2 separate regions of the Homo sapiens genome follow, and region 1 is linked to region 2. Evidence: read pairs that join two places in POLR2A ChIA-PET (ENCODE). Cell type or tissue: B cell. All regions are shown on one strand. Links, peaks and the distances in the headings refer to the core of each region. The heading gives the core; the rest is flanking DNA.

Region 1 (9,904 bases), core at 1,259-9,258, 130 kb after region 2:
TTTGCATTCCTGAGATAAGGCCCATTTAAGTCATAATACATTTTTCTTTATAATTTGATTTTTCCTTTTTCTTTTTTTTGAGACAGAGTCTTGTTCCGTCACCAAGGCTGGAGTGCAGTGGCACAATCTCAGCTCACGGCAGCCTCAACCTCCCAGGCTCAAGCAATCCTTCCACCTCAGCCCCCTAAGTAGCTGGGACTACAGGCATGCAGCACCACACCCGGCTAAGATTTTTCCTTTTTGAAAATGAAAAATGCAAGACTCAAAGATCAAAACTATGTAAAAACATATATTCAGAGAAGTCCCACTCCTGTCCCTAGCCCCTTCGCCCAGTTTCCACTCATCCCCATTTTCAATAGTTTCTTTATTTAAAGAAAATTTGTTTACATTTTGTTATTTGTAATAGAGATGGGGTCTCACTATGTTGCCCAGGCTGGTCTCTAACTCCTGGGCTTAAGTGATCCTCCCAACTCCCAAAGTGCTGGGATTTCAGGTGTGAGCCACTGCACCCAACACATTTTCAATAGTTTCTAGTTTAAATTTTCTGTGTGTGTGTGTGTGTGTGTGTGTGTGTTTTGTAACAATAACCACACACATATAGTTTATTTCTTCTTCCTTTTTTTTTTTTCTTTTTTTGAGACAGGGTCTTACTCTGTCACCCAGGCAGGAGTATAGTGGTGTGATCTTGGCTCACCGCAACCTCCGCCTCCTGGATTCAAACATTTCTCCTGCCTCAGCCTCCTGAGTAGCTGGGATTATAGGTGCCCGCCACCACACGTGGCTAATTTTTGTATTTTTAGTAGAGGCGGGGTTTCACCATGTTGGCCAGACTGGTCTCGAGATCCTGACCTCAGGTGATCCACCTGCCTGGGCCTCCCAGAGTGCTGGGATTACAGGCATGAGCCACCACGCCTGGCACACACTTTTTTTTTTTTCTTTTGAGACGGAGTCTCGCTCTGTTCCCCAGGCTGTAGTGCATTGGCAAGATCTTGGCTTACTGCAACCTTCAACCCGCTGGGTTCAAGCAATTCTCCTGCCTCAGCCTCCTGAGTAGCTGGGATTACAGATGTGTGCCATCATGCCTGGGGAATTTTTGTATTTTTAGTAGAGACAGGGTTTCACCATGTTGGCCAGGCTGGTCTCAAACTCCTGACCGCAAGTGATCTGCCCGCCTCAGCCTCCCAAAGTGCTCGGTTTACAGGCATGAGCCACCATGCCTGGCCTGAAACTTCTACTTTTAAAAGTAGAGCTTCAAATCCAGCTCCATAGAGCATGGAATTGCGGAATCAGGGTACTTGAATAAAGTCTGAATCTCAGCCAAAGCCAGGGAGATTTGAAACCCAAGAGAAAATGCCAGGAAGCCCCGCTAGCTCTGATGAGGTCAGACGAGTGAAAGCTGTTCCTGCGGGTACCAAAGCTCAGAATGTTGGCAAAGCAGCATGGATTGTGGGAGGCTTGCCTTGGGTCCCATCTGTGGGTCACCAAAATGTCAACCTAAAATCATCAAAAGGGTTAGAATCTAATTTAAAGAGTGTTTATTCAAGCACAAAGTGTGAGGATGGACAATTCGGAAACACCAACTCCAAAGGAATGGTCAGCGTTCTAAAGTAGACAGAGACAGGGGAGTTTTTAGCAGGATTATAGCATTTTTCTTTTTCTTTTCTTTTCTTTTTTCTTTCTTTCTTTCTTTTTTTTTTTTTTTTTGAGACGGAGTCTCGCTCTGTCACCCAGGCTGGAGTACAGTGGTGTGATCTCGGCTCACTGCAACCTCCACCTCTCGGGTTCAAGTGATTCTCCTGCCTCAGCCTCCCAAGTAGCTGGGATTACAGGCACCCGCCACCACGCCCGGCTAATTTTTGAATTTTTAGTAGAGACGGGGTTTCACCATGTTGGTCAGGCTGGTCTCAAACTCCTGACCTCGTGATCCACCCACCTCGGCCTCCCAAAGTGCTGAGATTACAGGTGTGAAGCACTGCACCTGGCCATTCTTTTTTTTTTTTTTTTTTTGGCAGAGTCTCACTCTGTCACCCAGGTTGGAGTGCAGTGGTGTGATCTCGGCTCACTGCAACCTGCATCTCCTGAGTTCAAGAGATTCTCCTGCCTCAGCCTCTTGAGTAGCCACCACGCCCGGCTCATTTTTGTGTTTTTAGTAGAGATGGGGTTTCACCATGTTGGCCAGGCTGGTGTCGAATTCCTGACCTCAGGTGATCCTCCCGCCTCGGCCTTCCAGCACAGCTATAGGCGTGAGTCACTGTGCCCAGCCTCTTTTTTTTTTTTGAGATGGAGTTCGCTCTGTCACCCAGGCTGGAGTGCAGTGGTGTGATCATAGCTCACTGGAGCCTCAACTTCGCTGGCTCAGGTGATTCTCCCACCACAGCCTCCTGAGTAGCTGGGACTAGAGGCACTCATGCCACCATACTGGCTAATTTTTTGTATTTTTTGCAGAGACGGGGTTTTTCCATGTTGCCCAGGCTGGTCTTGAACCCCTGGGCTCAAGCCATCCGCTAGCCTCGGCCTCCTGAAGTGCTGGGATTACAGGTGTGAGCCACCATGCCGAGCCTTTAAAAAGTTACCGTAAATATATTTGACATTTTGAAATTCTGTGTGTCAAAAATAATCAAGCAAAAAGGTGAGCCTCCCACCAGAATCATACTTGCAATACACCAAAGGGTTAACAATTGTACTATATCAAAAAGCCTTACAAATTAATGAGATAAAGCTGGGTGCGGTGGCTCACGCTTGTAATCCCAGACCTTTGGGAGTCTGAAGAGGGCAGATGGCTTCAGCCCAGGAGTTCAAGACCAACCTGGGCAATGTGGTGAAACCCTGTATCTAAGAAAAAAAAAAAAAGAAAAATTAATGGGATCAATACTAAACTGCAATAGAAAATCATTGATAGTAGAGAGAAAAATTTTCCAGAAGAAATGTACATGTCTAATAAATATGTGAAAACCTGTTTGGTCTTACTAGTAATCAGAGGACTCCAAATACAAGCAACTCTGTATGTCACGTCCCATCTATTACATTAGCAAATACTTTTAAAATATAAAATTCAGAGGCAGCCATGTTACAGTGAAACAGGAACGCAGATGCCACAGGTAGAAATAGGAACTGGCCCAATCTTACTAAAATGTCACTTGATGATATGTATCAAGAGCCCTAAAAAAAGTGTTTTTTGAGACACAGTTTCTCTCTGTTGCCCAGGTGGGAGTGCAGTGGTGCGATCTTGGCTCACTGCAGCTTCTGCCTCCAAGGTTCAAGCAGTTCTCGTGCCTCCGTCTCCTGAGTAGCTGAGACTGCAGGTGTGTGCCACCATGCCTGGCTAATTTTTGTATTTTTAGTAGAGACAGGGTTTCACCATGTTGCTCAGACTGGTCTTGAACTCCTGGCCCCAAGTGATCCACCCACCTCAGCCTCCCAAAGTACTAGGATTACAGGTGTGAGCCACCGCGCCCAGCCTAACAAAAGTATTTTAACAGTTAATATATGTCAAGCCAATAATTTCACATGTGGGAATACATCCTAAGGAAACAGAAATGTACAAAAATGTGTGCAAAGAAACACACTTTTTTTTTTTTTTGAGACAGAGTCTCATTCTGTCGCTCAGGATGGAGTACAGTAGTACAATCTCAGCTCAACCTCCACCTCCTGGGTTCAAGTGATTCTCCTGCCTCAGCCTCCTGAGTAGCTGGGATTACAGGCATTCGCCACCACGCCCGGTGAAATTTTTTTTTTTTTGAGACAGAGTCTTGCTCTGTTGTCCAGGCTAGAGTGCAGTGGCACTATCTCGGCTCACTGCAACCTCCACCTCCCAGGTTCAAGCGATTCTCCTGCCTCAGTCTCCTGAGTAGCTAGGATTACAGGCACCAGCCACCATGCCCGGCTCATTTTTTTGTATTTTTAGTAGAGACAGGGTTTCACCGTGTTAGCCAGGATGGTCTTGATCTCCTGACCCCGTGATCCACCCACCTCAGCCTCCCAAAGTGCTGGAATTACAGGCGTGAGCCACAGGGCCTGGCCAACAGTAATTTTTATAATCAGAAGAATAAAAGAACAATGATATTGAAAAGAGAGGGAAAGAGAGAGAGGGAAGGGGAGAGATGCAGAGCTTACAAACAAGGGCATCTGACTGGGGAGGGGTCAGGAGCTGAGAGGGGAAGATAAGGGCCCAGAAGTGGAAGGGGGTCTTGCTAAGGCCCATTACATGATGTCACCTGGGCCCTTGGGGGCTGCAGTTTGCAGTAGCTCAGGAGGGCATGCCTCAGCCCTGGGGCCCCACCCCTATTCTCCCGGCTCTCTTCTCTCTTGCACCATCTCTCCCCATTTCCAAGGAAGGTGGCTGCCCCTGCCAGATGCAGACGCATTGCACCGACCTCATTGTCTAGCTTTAACTAACTTGAAAGCAAGGGATAGGAGGGAGGAAAGGAACAGAGTCCCCTAGGAATGTTAGAGGCAGGGGGATGGGAAATTCTGCAGCCCAGCTGAGAGTGGGAGCCCGTTGGTTTGGAGGGGATAAAGCATAAGACCAAAGTACAAATAATGATCCGATGGGCCAGCCTGTGATGCCTGCTCAGAGGCACTAGAGTGGTCCCAGAGAAAGCGCTAGAGACAATTTTAGGAGACAGAAAGCAGGATTTGATCACCCAAGGACAGAATCTGAGGCAAGGAAGAGCTGGGGGGCTCTGTGCCGGTCTGAGCCCTTGAAACAAATCCTACATAGGGGATTGCTACGGGGCTAGCGGTCTCAGGGACTCCAGGGCTGAGTCCTGGCCGTGAACCCCGCGGGCGCCCGCATTTCAGCACCGGGGACAGGGGCCGACCTCGGATCCAGGTGGGTCCTCAGATCCACTGGCGGCTCCGTAGCTCCACTAGTTCCTGGCCCCCTCCCTGGCCAATCTCAGCCCGGGCAGTTCCCTTGGAGACCTCCGTGGCCCCTCCATCCTGGACCCCCCTGGTGCCCGTGCTGCGGCTCCCGAGCACTTGGCAGGTGATGCGACCCGCGGAGCCAACCTGGAGCGCCCTCGGGTCCCGGCAGCCAAGATGGGCTCTGCGATCTGGGGTAGGGGCAGGAGAAGACCTAGTCTCCCCACCGCCCCCCACGTTTGTCTCAGCTTGGACAGAGTCTTGCCCTCCGGGGATGGCGCAAAAAGGAAAACCCCGAGGTGAGAGCAGGGAGGCAGCCAGAGGCACTCTAAGGAGAAGCCGGGGCCAGCACAGGTGCGGGACGTTGTCCCTGCCCGCCCAAGCGCATGGCCCTTCCAGAGACACCCCCTTTCTCAAGCGCAGCCCCGACCAGCCGCTCCCCGCCCCTCCCCACGCCCTGACCCCGCCAGCTTCCATCGCCCCAGGGCACTGGGAGCCAGAACATGGACCAGGGCAACCCAGATCCCCGAGTCAGCCCTCCCATGGCCCAGCGGCTCCAGAAATTCGATACAGCCCCCCCCACCCACCCCAGGCGACTTCTAAATCGCCGGCAGAATTCAAGTCTCTGGCCTGAACTGTGCCCGGCTGGGCCTCGGCCCTCCCACCGCTCCATGGGGGCTTTTGCGGTGCTCCGTCTAGCGCTTTGCCTCTGCCAGGCTTAGGCGTCTGGGCATCCCGGAGAAGGCGGCTTCCTATCCCGCCTCTGCGTCCCCACTCCCTGTCCCCAGGCCATCTCCCACCCACTAGCCCGGTTAGTGCTCTGCCATCCAGGTGGATAGAGCGGGCCAAACACAGGCCTCGGGAATTTACATCATTTCACCTTGGCTTGGGAGTGCACGATGTGACTCCGCAATAGATTTACTTTCCTTTTTTTTCTTTTCTTTTCTTTCTTTTTTTTTTTTTTTGAGACGGAGCCTCGCTCTGTCGCCCAGGCTGGAGTGCCGTGGCGCGATCTCAGCTCACTGTAACCTCTGCTTCCCGGGTTCACGCCATTCTCCTGCCTCAGCCTCCCGAGTAGCTGGGACTACTGGCGCCCACCACCACGCCCGGCTAATTTTTTTGTATTTTTAGTAGAGACGGGGTTTCACCGTGTTAGCCAGGATGGTCTCGATCTCCTGACCTCGTGATCCACCCGCCTCGGCCTCCCAAAGTGCTGGGATTACAGGCATGAGCCACCGCGCCCGGCCTTGAGACAATTTTTTTTTTTTTTTTAAGGCTAGTGAAGGAAAGCAGGGAATGGAGAGGGAACAAAGAAATCTGCAACTGCTTGTGATTGAAAGAAAAGCTCTTGCTGTTTTTGGTCTAAAATCATCTATTTTACCTATATTTAAAGGAAATTTTAGCTGGATATGGAATTCTGCATTCACAGGGTTTTTATTCTTTTGGCAGTTTAAAGTAAGTGGATATATTCAATTATCTTCTTGTCTCTGTTATTTCTGATAAAGTTAGACATCAGTCTATATTCAAATTTCCCTACTTGTTTATGAAACGACCTGTTAGAATTGATTAATTCAAATCAGCGTCCTAAAACGATCCTCACAGTGCATTTGGTAATTATATCATTTCAGCCTTCTTTAATCTGAACGACTCTTATTCCCCATCACCTTGTGTGTGTGTGTGTCGGGGGGAGGGGGGGCACTGAAGACTTTTGAAGGACTGGATCAGTTACCTATCCTATGGAATATCCCTCATCCTGAATTTGATCTGATTTGCAGAATTTCTTCCTGCAAATTTAATTTCTTCCTATGCCCTCTGAACTTCCTTTAAACTAGATGTCAGATCGGCAACCCTGATTAGATTCCATTTGTCATTTTTTAATTTTATTTGTTTGACATTAAATATCTCAAACAACAGCCCTTCATCTACCTTATAGGGCTAGCAAAGCATTAGATGATCATGAAGCATTTCTCAGCACCTGGCTTTTTTTTTTTTTTTTTTTTTTTTTTTTTTTTTTTTGAGATGGAGTCTTGCTCTGTCACCCAGGCTGGAATGCAGTGGCACGATCTTGGCTCACTGCAAGCTCCACCTCCGGGTTCATGCCATTCTCCTGCCTCAGCCTTCCAAGTAGCTGGGACTACAAGCTCCCGCCACGACACCCAGCTAATTTTGTGTATTTTTAGTAGAGATGGGGTTTCACTGTGTTAGCCAGGATGGTCTCGATCTCCTGACCTCATGATCTACCCGCCTCAGCCTCCCGAAGTGCTGGGATTACAGGTGTTAGCCACCGTACCTGGCCTAGCACCTTGCTTTTTTTTCTTGAGATAGGGTTGCACTATGTTGCCCAGGTTGGCCTCAAACTCTCGAACTCCTGGGCTCAAGCGATCCTCCCTCCTCAGCCTCCTGAGTAGCTGGGACCGCAGGCATGTGCCACCACGCCCGGCATTGCTACTGTCACTTGGTCAGTTATGCCAGTGGTGACAGATTGGCAGCCTGCTGGTTGAATCCAGACTGCAGATGTGTCTGATCTTGTTTTTAATTAATAAAATGAAACCCTTAAAAAGCTGGAGGGTTTGTAAATTTCTTTTTTTTTTTTTTTTTTTTTTTTTTTTTTTTTTTGAGACGGAGTCTTGCTCTGTCGCCCAGGCTGGAGTGCAGTGGCGGGATCTCGGCTCACTGCAACCTCTGCCTCCCAGGTTCAAGCAATTCCTCTGCCTCACCCTTCCAAGTAGCTGGATTACAGGCATGCACCACCATACCTGGCTAATTTTATATTTTTAGTAGAGATGTTGGTCAGGCTGGTTTCGAACCCCTGACCTCAGGTGATCCTCCTGTCTCCGTCTTCCAAAGTGCTGGAATTACAGGCGTGAGCCACTGTGCCCGGATGCTCTTTTTCTTTCTCTTTTTTTCTTTTATTTCTTTTTGTTTGTTTGTTTGTTTCGAGATGGAGTCTCACTCTGTTGCCAGGCTGGAGTTCAGTGGCACGATTTCAGCTCACTGCAACCTCTGCCTCCCGGGTTCAAGTGATTCTCTTGCCTCAGCCTCCTGAGTAGCTGGGATTACAGGCACGCACCACTACGCCCGGCTAATTTTTGTATTTTTAGTAGAGATGGGGTTTTACCATGTTGGTCAGGCTGGTCTTGAACTCCTGACCTCATGATCTGCCCGCCTCGGCCTCCCAAAGTTCTGAAATTACAGGCATGAGCCACCGTGCCCGGCTTAAAATTTTTTTTTAGAGATTACGTCTTGGGTTTTGCTGTGTTGCCCAGGCTGCTCTCCACCTCCTGTCCTCAAGCAAGCCTCTGGCCTCAGCCTCCCAAAGTGCTAGGATTACAGGCATGAGCCACTGCACAGGGCCTGAAATTTTTAATTTTATATAAATTTTTAATTTTATATTTTTAATTTTCAATTATATATATTATATATATATTTTTTAGTGTAATAAGCATATGTCCCAGCCACCAATCAGAATTAACACATGCTGTTATTCTGCCTGTGCCCGGGGGAAACTGAGGCTCAGAGAAGGTGAGTAACTTGCTCGAGATCACACTGCTGATCAGTGATCACCAGATAAGGCAGTCTGGCTCTGGAAGTGGCTTGCTTCATCCGTCCCTGATGCTTCTCCCTTCGTGGCCTACACAGGAGAAGGTGTCAGCAGGACTGGGTCCTGGGGACTTCTATGCAGACAGAGGACTGGGGGACACTGATGCCTCACTCTGGGTATAAACTTCCCTCCCTTCCTCCCTCATAGGTCACGGCCAGGGTCAATGAGACCATGCCTTCAGTGTGCTGGGCAGAGGATTTGACACATAGCACACACTTGATCTATGTGAGCTGTGGGGACAGCCCTGGATTGCCTCTTTTCCTCCCCAGAGATGAACTGCCTGCCCCTGCCAGGTTCCTGGGGTCAGGGTGAGCCCTGTCCCTGTCTCCCCATCACTGGAGGCTGTGCCAGCAGCAAGGCTGGGAGAAGGAAGATGGGGAGGTTTATAGTTGCAACGCTTGCTAATGATAATGATTGGTATGAAAATTTCAGGCTGATGGAAAATAGGGATGACATGAGGCCCCAGATGGCTCCTCTGTTCTTCCTCTCTGAATTCAAACAGCCAGGACATTGTGCAGAAAACTGCCTTGTTTCCATGCACAGAAACTAGCTAGCCTTTCTCCTGGTCTGGCCCTTGGCAGAAGACATGACTTTATCCATGCTTTCATCCAGCCATCCATTCATCCGCTCACCCACCCATTCATCCATCCACCTACCCACCCATCCATCCATCCATCCATCCACCCACCCATCCACCCATCCATCCATCCATTCATCCACCCACCCACCCATTCATCCATCCACCTACCCACCCATCCAACCACCCATCCACCCATCCATCCATCCACCCACCCATCCACCCATCCATCCATCCACCCATCCATCCATTCATCCTCTCACCCACCCATTCATCCATCCACCTACCCACCCATCCACCCACCCATCCATCCACCCATCCACCCATCCATCCACCCACCCATCCATCCACCCACCCACCCATCCATCCATCCATCCATCCATCCATCCATCCATCCATTCATCCATCCATCCATCCACTCACCCACCCATTCATCCATCCACCCACCCACCCACCCATCCACCCATCCATCCTTGCAAGATCAGTTCCCTGCTTTGAGCCTTCCAGCTGCAACTTTCTGAGGTTCTAGAAGGAGGAATACTCACCCCTGTTCATGGGGTCAAGTATAGGAGATAATTGCCTGCGAGACGCACTGACCCCCTCCCTTTCCCCCATTATATCTCACCCCACTCTCCCCAGACACTCTGGGGATGCAGGGTCCCCTGGAGGGCGCTGCTACTGCATCTCCAGCAGGTGGCGCTGGAGGCTCTCTCCTTACCTGGGCGACACTGCATGCTTGATTTGGGAAGGAGCAGGCTGACCAGGTGTGGGAAGACAGGGTGGTGGCCCAGCCCAAGGCCAGGCTGGGTTCTTCCCCACTCCACACCCCAGGTGGTAGGTGAGACACAGAACTCTCAGATGAG
Region 2 (9,904 bases), core at 951-8,950:
GGCCCAGGAGAATTAAGAACAGCTTGCAAGTACCTGGGAGGGTAGTGGGGACATTCACGAAATGGAACTGTGTGGGTGCTGGAGAGCTGCAAGACATGGGCTCTGCTCTAGGGGCCTCCTGCCTGGAACCTTCATTCTTGGGGCCCCTTCAGCTTGAATAAGCCTGTATCCCATGCTGAAATCAGTCCTAAGAAGTGACTGGAGAGGCAGCCCCAGGCCCAGGGCTTTCTCAAGCACCTCCCTGCCGTTCTCCGGAGGCCAGGGGCAGTGGCTCATGCCTGTAATCCCAGCACTTTGGGAAGTCAAGGCAGGTGGATTACTTGAGGCCAGGAGTTTGAGACCAGCCTGGCCAACATGGAGAAACCCCTTCTCTATTAAAAATACAAAAATTAGCCGGGCATGGTGGCAGGCGCCTGTAATCCCAGCTACGCGGGAGGCTGAGGCATGAGAATCACTTGAATTTGCAAGGACGTTGCAGTGAGCCGAGATTGCACCACTGTACTCTAGCCTAAGCGACAGACCCTGTCTCAAAAATTAAAAAGAAAAAGAGTTCTCAAGCGACCAGCAGGAAGGATCTGGTTCAGGCTGTGGTCTTCCTACCCCCGCTGATGGCTCCAGATGGCCCCAAGGAGGCTGCCTTCTGAAGAGATAGCCAGGAACAGGCAGAGCAGAGGTCAGTACGTGGGAAGACAGGAGTTATTTGCCGCCACACAAAGAGGGTCTTTCAGGCTATGGCGCCACAGGTTTCATTCAGCGCAGTGTCTACAGACTTTGGGCTGTGGTTCTTGTGCATGGAACTTACTGGAAGCAAGCAAGCTGGAAGTCTTCCAAAGTTTCAAAAGAACTGTTTTTCCAGAGAAACCATGCACCCTGATGCATTATGGGCCCTGTGGCAGCATTCCAGCCTGTACGGTGATGGAAAAGAAGCATTTCTCTCTGGGTTAGGCTGTTGCTGTTTTGGACTTCTGTTATACACGGCTAAATCTGTAAGCTGATCTCAGCTTTGTAAATTTTGTAATTTTTTTTTTTTTGAGACAGAGTCTTGCTCTGTACCCCAAGCTGGAGTGCAATGGCACCATCTCGGCTCACTGCAACTTCCGCCTCCTGGGTTCAAGTGATTCTCATGCCTCTGCCTCCCAAGTAGCTGGGATTACAGGCATGTGCCACCATGTCTGGCTAGTTTTTAAATTTTTTACTAGAGATGGGGTTTTGCCATATTGGCCAGGCTGGTCTCAAACTCCTGACCTCAAGTGATCAGCCTGCCTTGGCCTCCCAAAGTACTGGGATTATATGGGTCAGTCACGGCACCTGGCCTAAATTTTGTAACTTTTTTTTCTTTTTCGAGACAGAGTATCACTGTCGCCCAGGTTGGAGTGCAGTGGCATGATCCGGCTCACTGCAACCTCTGCCTCCCAGGTTCAAGCCATTCTTCCGCCTCAGACTCCCGAGTAGCTGGGATTACAGGTGTGCATCACCATCCCCAGCTAATTTTTGTATTTTTAGTAGAGACGGGGTTTCGCCATGTTGGCCAGGCTGGTCACAAACTCCTGACCTCAAGTGATCCTCCTGCCTCGGCCTCCCAAAGTGCTGGGATTACAGGAGTGAGCCACCAAGCCCAGCCTGATTTTGTAACTTTTGTTTGACAGAAAGGCTTTGAATTATCTTCTCCCTGTGGCCAAAGAATTTCTAAAGAAACCACTGACTCCCACAGGTTCTCCGACTCAAAATTACACGTGGAACAACAAACCAAGCCCAACTGAAATATGGGACAAAGGACTTGACTTCTCCAAAGAAGATATACAAACAGGCTGGGTGCAGTGGCTTGTGCCTATAATCCCAGCATTTTGGGAGGCCCAGGTAGGAAAAGCCTGAGGCCTGGACAACATAGCAAGACCCTGTCTCTATTAAAAATAAACTAATAAACATGTACTCCTGAACTTAAGTTAAAAAAAAACTATTAATAAATATTTTTAAAATATACAAATGACCAATAAGCATATTAAAACATGCTCAACGTCACTAATCCTTAGGGAAATGCTAATAAAAACCACAATGAGATACACTTCACAGCCATTAGGATGGCTACTACCGAAAAACCAGAAAATAGCAAGTGCTGTTGACGATGAGGAAAAATTGGAACTCTTGTGCATCACTGGTCGGAAAGTAAAACAGTATAGCATTTCCTTGAAAAATTAAAAATAGAATTATTGGCCGGAGGTGGTAGCTCACGCCTGTAATCCCAGCACTTTGGGAGGCTAAGGTGGCAGATCCCTTGATCTCAGGAGTTCAAGACCAGCCTCAGTAACATAGTGAAACCCCTTCTCCACAAAAAGTACAAAAAAATTAGCCAGGAGTGGTAGCACGCGCCTATAGTCCCAGCTACCTAGGGGGCTAAGGCAAGAGAATCAATCACTTGAGCTTAAGAGGTCGAGGCTGCAGTGGGCGGAGATGGCCCCACTGCACTCCAGCCTGAGTGACAAAGTGAGATCCTGTCTCAAAAATAAAAAAACATAGAATCACCTTCTGATCCTGCAATTCCACTTCTGTATACCCAAAATAATGGAAAGCAGGGACTCAAACAGACTTTGTTTCTCCAGAGAGAGGGAAAGGTTTTTATAGCTTCATAAACTCCAGGAAAAAGCCCCAGGACAGCATAGCCCAGTTCCATCTCTAAGCCGAGAAACCTTAGAGAAAGTTCATGCCTCGTTTCCGCATTTATTCCACTTACAAAAACAAGAATTTCATATTATGCAACCAACACATACAAGAGGTGAGTGAAGGACAGGGCACTGCCTACTCTCCCAGACTGGACATCTGGGCTCTCTGCTAACCTTGCCTCCAACTCACCGCCCAGCCCTGTTTCCTCATCTGTCCCTGCTGGGGCTCTGAATGACCTGCGGCTCCCATGGCTGGGTGGAGGAGCCATGTGACCCCAGGGACTTCCAGAGAGCCCTTCTATCAATGGATCCCGGTTCTGGGACCAGGAAGGAGAGAGCTCAGTCACTCAACACGACTCACGGCTTCAGCGGAGGCCCTCGCTAAAATGACTTTTTAATAACCTTGGCCCAGCCTGCCCAGGGGCCCCCCCTCCCCCATCTGGTGGAGGCCACTACCCAGAGCTGGGGATCTGCGGAAGGAGCCACCCTCATGGTGACGGACACACACTGCCTAGTCCCAGTGGTTGCAGTATCTTCCTTCCACAGGTGCCAGGAGGGCAGGCTGAGAGGCCAGAGTGCCTTCTGGGCCTCAAGTGCATTAGCAGGATGGAACCAGCACACGTGGGACTTGAGCTGCAGAGCACTGAGCTTTATTTACAAACTTCCACAGAATCCCTCACCCTCCACCCCAGGGTCCTCCCTCTCTGGAACTCAGGCAGCAGACAAGCTTGGGTCCACCCACCTGCCCAACCTAGGACAGCTGGGCCTGAGCTGGGCGGGCAGGGGATTCCATCTCCTGGGTGCGCCTGCCAGAGGGGAGAGGCTGGAGGCGGCGGGAATGCTGTTCTCCCCCAGGAGTCAGTCCTCAGGGCTTCTGCCGTGGGACGTGGGGCCGAGGGACCTGGGGCACTGACCAGGTCGGGGTCGGGGGCAGCATCTGCATTGGTGAGGCCTGGATGGGGAATAGGGAAGTCTCAGGGGGGCCACTTGAAAGGGACAGGTCATCCCCAGTTCCAGCCACATTCCCTCCTGGATCTTGCAGTCAGGGTGGCCTTCCTGGGTGGAGCAGGGCAGGCGGCAGGGAGCAGAGGAGTTCCGAGGGATGGCTAGGGTCAGGGCTGGAGGGCTGGACCCTGCAGAGAGACACTCCCAGGCTCCATCCTCCCCACCTCAATCCTACCCCCCAGGAGGCTCTGCAGTCCCCAGGCCTGCTGCGAGGTCTCTGTCCCTCTAGGGGGCACCCCAGGCTAGGATGCGATCTGGACCGTACCGGGTGAAAAGGGCTGCTGGTGCCGGACAGCTTCTGGTGCTGGGCCTCAGCGGAGACAGAGGACCAGAGGTCCAGGTTCCTGGGGGCTGAGCTTTTCTCAGACTTCGGAGGAAAAATGTCCCAGCCCAGCAGGCAGTGCTGTGGAAGGCAAGGAGTTAAAAGTGCCTGACCTGGGACAAGCTCCCCGCTGACTGGGCACACCCCCATCAGGGAGGAACTGTGCCCCCCATTAGGAAGGAGGCCCCCACCAAGGCAGGGCCTGTGTCTACCCACAAGACTACCCCAGCTCTCCCCTTTCTTATCCTGGCAGATCCAGCCATCCCTGGGGCCCTGAGAGCTGAAATGGGAGGAGGATAGGACGGTGACAGTGACATTCACAGGGTACTTCCTGCTGTAGGCTCTCCAAGCACCTGCATGGATTGCTTCACTCAACAGCCCCACCTCACCACCAACATCCCTGAGGATGGCGCTGTTATGTCCATTTTACGGACCAGCAAACTGACTTTCCTCTGCATCCTTCTCCTCCTCTGACCCCAGCTGCCCTACTCTCAATTTAGGAGTCAGGGGGAGTTGCCACTGGCACCCCATCCCGACCTGGAGACACAGGAAAGGACATTTTTTTTTTTTTTGAGATGGAGTCTCACTCTGTCACCCAGGCTGCAGTGCAGTGGCGAGATCTCAGCTCACTGCAGCCTCTGCCTCCCAGGTTCAAGCGATCCTCCCACCTCAGCCTCCCAAGTAGCTGGGACTACAGTGGAGGCTGCAGTGAGCTGAGACCATGCCAATGCACTCCAGCCTGGGCAGTAAGAACAAAACTCGGTCTCAAAAAAAAAAAAAAAAAAAAAAAGCAGCAGCAGCAGCACAGAGACCTAGGTTCGAATCCCAGCTCCTCCACCAAGGCGCCTCCCCCTCTGCTTCGGTCTCCCCACCTGCAGGGTGGGGGTACAGCAGTGCCTACACTCCTGGCTGCTGTGGGGGCTCCATGAGATAAGCCCCCTAAGGACTGTGCCTGCAGTACACAAAAGCGCAATAAACAGGACCCATTCATGTCATGCCAGCCTGCAGGCAGATCACCCTGGAAGCACCGGGGTACGTGGAGCGGGGGTCCTACCTCCCTTAGGTACAGGTGTGGGTGATGGAAGAGGCCCAGGCTGTGCTCCAGAGACTTGGGCGCTCACCCTTGTCGAGCCCAGTCTCGCTCTGTGACCCTCCCTGGGGATCTGGGCCAGTCTGAGCCAGCCCCGCCCTCATCACCATCCAGCCCCACGTGGCTGCTCACCCGGGGCAGGGCCAGTGTGTCAGAGGCGTCAAAGCTCTTTCGCCGGTGGATGTGGTACCGGTGCGGGGGCTCCAGGATCGACAGCGGGATGCTCACCCTGCGCAGGGGGGCAGTGGGGGACCCCTGAGGAGCCTCCCAGCGGTTGGGGGCCCACGCCCAGGCCCATCTTTTCTTAAAACCAGTGGTTCAGGCTCTGTCCCCCAAGGTGTCCCAATACTCTGGTCACTCACCTGACGTGCGCTGGCTGCGCCAGGGTCCCAGGGCCCTGCTGGTCTCGCGGTGTCCTGCACAGGCGGCAGGGGGTACCGGGATCCACAGGCACCGGGAACAGGCGCCGGTTGACACGGTAACAGTACACGCCTGCGAGGCCCATGAGAAGCCACAGCTCTCCCTGAGCCAGGAACCCAGGTCCCCAGGCTCCGTGCTGCCCTCAGCGGCCCCCAACCACACAAGCTGCCAATCCCTCTGGGAAGCCCTTCGGCCCATTTCCTCCTAACCCCTTTCCTCCCAGAACCTGGGGCCCACGCCCTAAGGGGTGGGGAGGGACATCCTCCTGGGGCCCTCAGGAGCTGGGATGGAGTCCCACCAGCACAGGGGCACTGCTGGGGAGGGTGGGATGGTGCCACACAGGGCAGCCCCTAATTCGGTGGCCAGGCCTTAGCTCACTCCACCCCTACCAGGGCTTGGCCACCCTGTCCAGACTGCAGGCCTCCCTCCATGAGTCTCAACATCTCAGGGGCCTCCCCAGGCCCCAAACCTCAAATGGGACTGCTCTGGGGCAGGGGAGGCCAGGGCAGCGCGAGGCTGGACTACTCAGCGGCCTAGCCGAGGGCCCGCACTCACATTCATGGTCTTCCTCCACGCCGCTGCCACTGCTCTCACGCAGGCCTGGCAACTGGGGTCTGAGAGGGCGAGGGGGATGAGCAGGCCGGGGGATGGAGCCGCTCAGCCGCCCTCGCCCACCCTCGCCCGCCCCTGCTCACTCAGGATGGCTGCAGATACACTCCTCCTTGTTGGTTTCCCGAAACTCCTGCAGCTTGGAGAAGAAGGCCTCAGGCTGGCTGGTGATGGAAGAGCTGGTGTCCAGAGACCCTGGTGTGGGCAAAGCACCAGGCAGCTGACGGGAGAGGGGCTGGGGGCTGCTGTGTGGCCACCGGCCAAGGCTTGGAGAGACGATCAGCCCTGGCACCCCAGGCCACCTGCTTCATCCCTACTGTGCCTCAAACAGGCCAGGAGGGCCCCTCCAGTCACTGGGACTGTTGGTTGGTTTCAGTGTCTGTCTACCCTGATGCATAGCCAACCATCCATGGAAAAAATATCGACAGAGCCCTTATGACAGGGCTAGATGCTGTTTCATGTGCCAGGAACTAGACAGACAAAGCCCCTGGCCTTAATGAGGCTTACACTGTAAGGTGGCAAGAGATGAACTAGCCACCAAAAAAAAAAAAACCCGTGATACAAGACTGAATGCTGATACCTGCCAGAAAGCAAGAGAGCAGCGTCAGAGCCTAGTATGGCCGGGCAGCCATACCAGGGAAGGCCTCTCCGAGTGAGATGACCCTGAGCAGAGACATGGAGAAGCCACAGAGACCTCCCAGGAAGGACATCGCAGGGAGATGAAAGAGCAAGCGCAAAGGCCCCGGGGTGGGCATGTGCATGGTTCAGCTGAGGAACAGCCAGGAGGGGAAAGTGGCAGGAAGGCAGCGAGGGTGGAGGAGATGAGGTTAAGAAGCCCAGGGAGGGTCTGGGGAATGGGAGGGACACAACCACATCAGCCACATATTTTTACAGAACTCCTCCTCTGGCTGCTTCAAGTTGAGGGGAAGCAGAGGCATCGGTTAGGATTCAGCTGGGGAGAGGTAGGGGCAGCCCCCAACTTACCATGATTCGACTTAGGATGTTTCTTTTTTTATTTTTTGAGACAGAATCTCACCGTGTTGCCCAGGGTGCAGTGCAGTGGAGCGACCTCGGCTCACTGCAACCTCTGCCTCCCAGGTTCAAGCGATTCTCATGTCTCAGCCACCTACAGAGCTGGAATTACAGGCGTGCGCCACCACACCCAGCTAATTTTTGTATTTTTAGTAGAGACGGGGTTTCACCATCTTGGCCAGGCTGTTCTCAAACTCCTGGCCTGATCCACCTGCCTCGGCCTCCCAAAGTGCTGGGATTACAGGCGTGAGCCACCGCACCCGGCCTAAACAGTATTTTCAACTTATGTTGGGTGTATCAGGATGTAGCTGGATGGTAAATCCAGCAAGTTTATGGCCTGACCTATTTAGTATTTGGAGTTGCCATTTATGGAGACAGGAAAGACTGCAGGAGGAGCACAGCAGTGGAAATCAGGACCTTGATTTCGGACAGAAGGTTAATAACTTCATGGTGATGTGGAGAAGACAGTGGGATATACAAGTCTGGAATTCGGAGGAGAGGTGCGGGCTAGAGATACAAATGGAGAAGTAGAGAAAGTGTCCAAACACCTCAGCGTTTGGGAGATCATAGAGGGAAGATAGAGAGGAGGAGTCAGAAGACCGAGTCCCAGGCCTAGGGGTGTAGCAGTCAGAACAAGGACCTTTCCTTCCCCAGAAGCCTGGGAAGGAGCACCAACAGAGATGGGGGAGAACCGGGAAGCAAGTGGCTGGAAGTCCAGGGGAGAAAGTGCTTCAGGAGTGACCACTGTGTCCCCTGCTACTCAAAGGAAGATGTGGATGAGGGCTAAGCTGGGGAGTTGGCACCACGGAGGCCACTGATGACCCAACTGAGGGCCATGTTGATGAAATGCTGGGAGCTGAAGCCCGATTTAAGAAATAGTAGTGGAGGCTGGACACAGTGGCTCATGCCTATAATCCCAGCACTTTGGGAGGCCAAGGCGGGCAGATCACTTGACATCGGGAGTTCCAGACCAGACTGGCCAAGATGGCGAAACCCTGTCTCTGGCTAAAAATACAAAAATGAGCTGAGTGTAGTGGTGCATGCCTGTAATCCCAGCTACTTAGGTGGCTGAGACAGGAGAATCACTTGAACCTGGGAGGCGGAGGTTGCAGTGAGCTGAGATCACTGCTCCACTGCACTCCAGCCTGGGTGAAAGAACGAGACTCCATCTCAAAAAAAAAAAAAAAAAGAAAAAGAAAAGGAATAGTAGTGGAGAGAAATTGAAGGCAACGAGGCTAGACAGCCCTTTTGAAGAGGAAGTTTTGTTATCGAGAAAACAGGCAGTCACTGGAAGCAAATGTGGGCTAAAGGTAGGAATGTGGCATCGGGATGAGAAATAACAGACAGCGGCTTTACCCCGACTGGATGTGAGCTGCTGGTAAGATTCTGTCTCACCGGGCCTCAGCCTTCCCATCTGTGAATGGGCACCATGGTGGTGCCTACCTAATAAGCTTATCATGAAGGGCAAAGGAGTCAGCGGGAGGAACAGGAAGCACAGCTCGGAGCGGTGCCTGGTGCAGGGAGCATGAGATACAACCAGCTCCCAGAATGCTTCCTGCACGTTCATGCTCATGCTAAGGGGCAGGATGAGGATGCAGGACAGAGAGGGAGAGGATCACAGGAAGGAAACCCTGGAGGAGCCAGAAGCAGAGGGGCGGAGCACGCTGGAGCAGGGCCAGGGTCCAGGTGGCAGCATGGACAGTCACCTCGGCAAAGGCAGGGGAGCAGAGCGCATGGACCAAGAGCAGGTACTGGGACAGGCGCTTCCATTTTCCCAGAACCAGGAAGGAGGGCAGTGAGCTGAGAGTTCAAGAAGTACTCAAGGGCAGGGCCTGTGTCCCCGCCACCAGTTGCTCTCAGCAACTCCACAGTACACCTGTCTTTGTTTTTTGAGACAGAATCTCACTTTGTCGCCCGGGTTAGAGTGCAGTGGCTTGATCTCTGCTCACTGCAGCCTCCACTTCCTGGATTCAAATGATTCTCCTGCCTCAGCGTCCTGAGTAGCTGGGATTATAGGTGCCCGCCACCACACCTGGCTAATTTTTGTATTTTTAGTAGAGACAGAGTTTCACCACGATGCTCAGGCTGGTCTCGAACTCCTGACCTCAAGTGATTCGCCCACCTCGGCCTCCCAAATTGCTGGGATTACAGGCGTGAGCCACCATGCCTGGTCGTGGCCTCCTTTCTGGTCCTGCCATGCCTGTGGCCACCCCATTATGTGTGTAATCCCAGCACTTTGGGAGGCCAAGGCGGGCAGATCACCTGAGGTCAGGAGTTCGAGACCAGCCTGGCCAACATGGTGAAACCCCGTCTCTACTAAAAATACAAAAATAAGCCAAGCATGGTAGTGGACGTCTGTAATCCCAGCTACCTGGGAGGCTGAGGAAGAATTGCTTGAACCAAGGAAGCGGAGGTTGCAATGAGCAGAAATAACACCACTGGACTTGACTCTGGGCAACAGAGAAAACAAATAAAAATAAAAAAGGAGGAGGCCGCGAGGCTGGAAGAAAGACGGGAGGTCACATCATGGGGCCAGTAGAGGCCAGATCATGCCTCGTAAGTCTAGATAGGGATTTTGGATTTTACAGTAAGTGCTGGGAAAAGCCCATGGGGAGGTTTGAGTAGGGGAGTGACATGATCTGATTCCCATGTTTAAAAATTCCCTCTGGCTGCTATGTCAAAAGTGACAGTGCACAACCATGTCACCAGCAGCATTATTCCCAACAGTCAAGAGATGGAAAGCACCCAAGTGTCCATCCCTGAATGAAC

Evidence for each region. Peaks named below come from ENCODE experiments on the same cell type or tissue, not always from the same donor. Only the 100,000 strongest peaks of a DNase experiment are listed, where the experiment ranks them.
Region 1: POLR2A ChIA-PET joins it to region 2 with 6 read pairs; 30 of 35 experiments call an interaction of 5 or more read pairs at or near these places.

What each region holds. Positions count from the first base shown.
Region 1 is chr1:11,893,953-11,903,856 of GRCh38, reverse strand. No RefSeq gene overlaps it. Among named protein-coding and RNA genes, the nearest start is that of RNU5E-1, 9.2 kb to the left of the region's middle. RefSeq lists enhancers at 4,468-5,019, 9,836-9,904. In B cell, for the core only: no CTCF peak of the experiment used is centred there; no DNase peak of the experiment used is centred there; H3K27me3 peaks cover 2,173 bases.
Region 2 is chr1:12,025,427-12,035,330 of GRCh38, reverse strand. It overlaps MIIP (migration and invasion inhibitory protein), which reads right to left. Exons shown (of 10, transcript NM_021933.4): 5 at 6,190-6,298; 6 at 6,050-6,108; 7 at 5,437-5,566; 8 at 5,207-5,303; 9 at 3,928-4,065; 10 at 3,286-3,609. The coding sequence ends at 3,523. It overlaps MIR6729 (microRNA 6729), which reads right to left and starts at 6,173; the gene lies at 6,109-6,173. In B cell, for the core only: a CTCF peak has its summit at 3,904 (motif pointing right); DNase peaks (open chromatin) are centred at 3,900 and 5,140.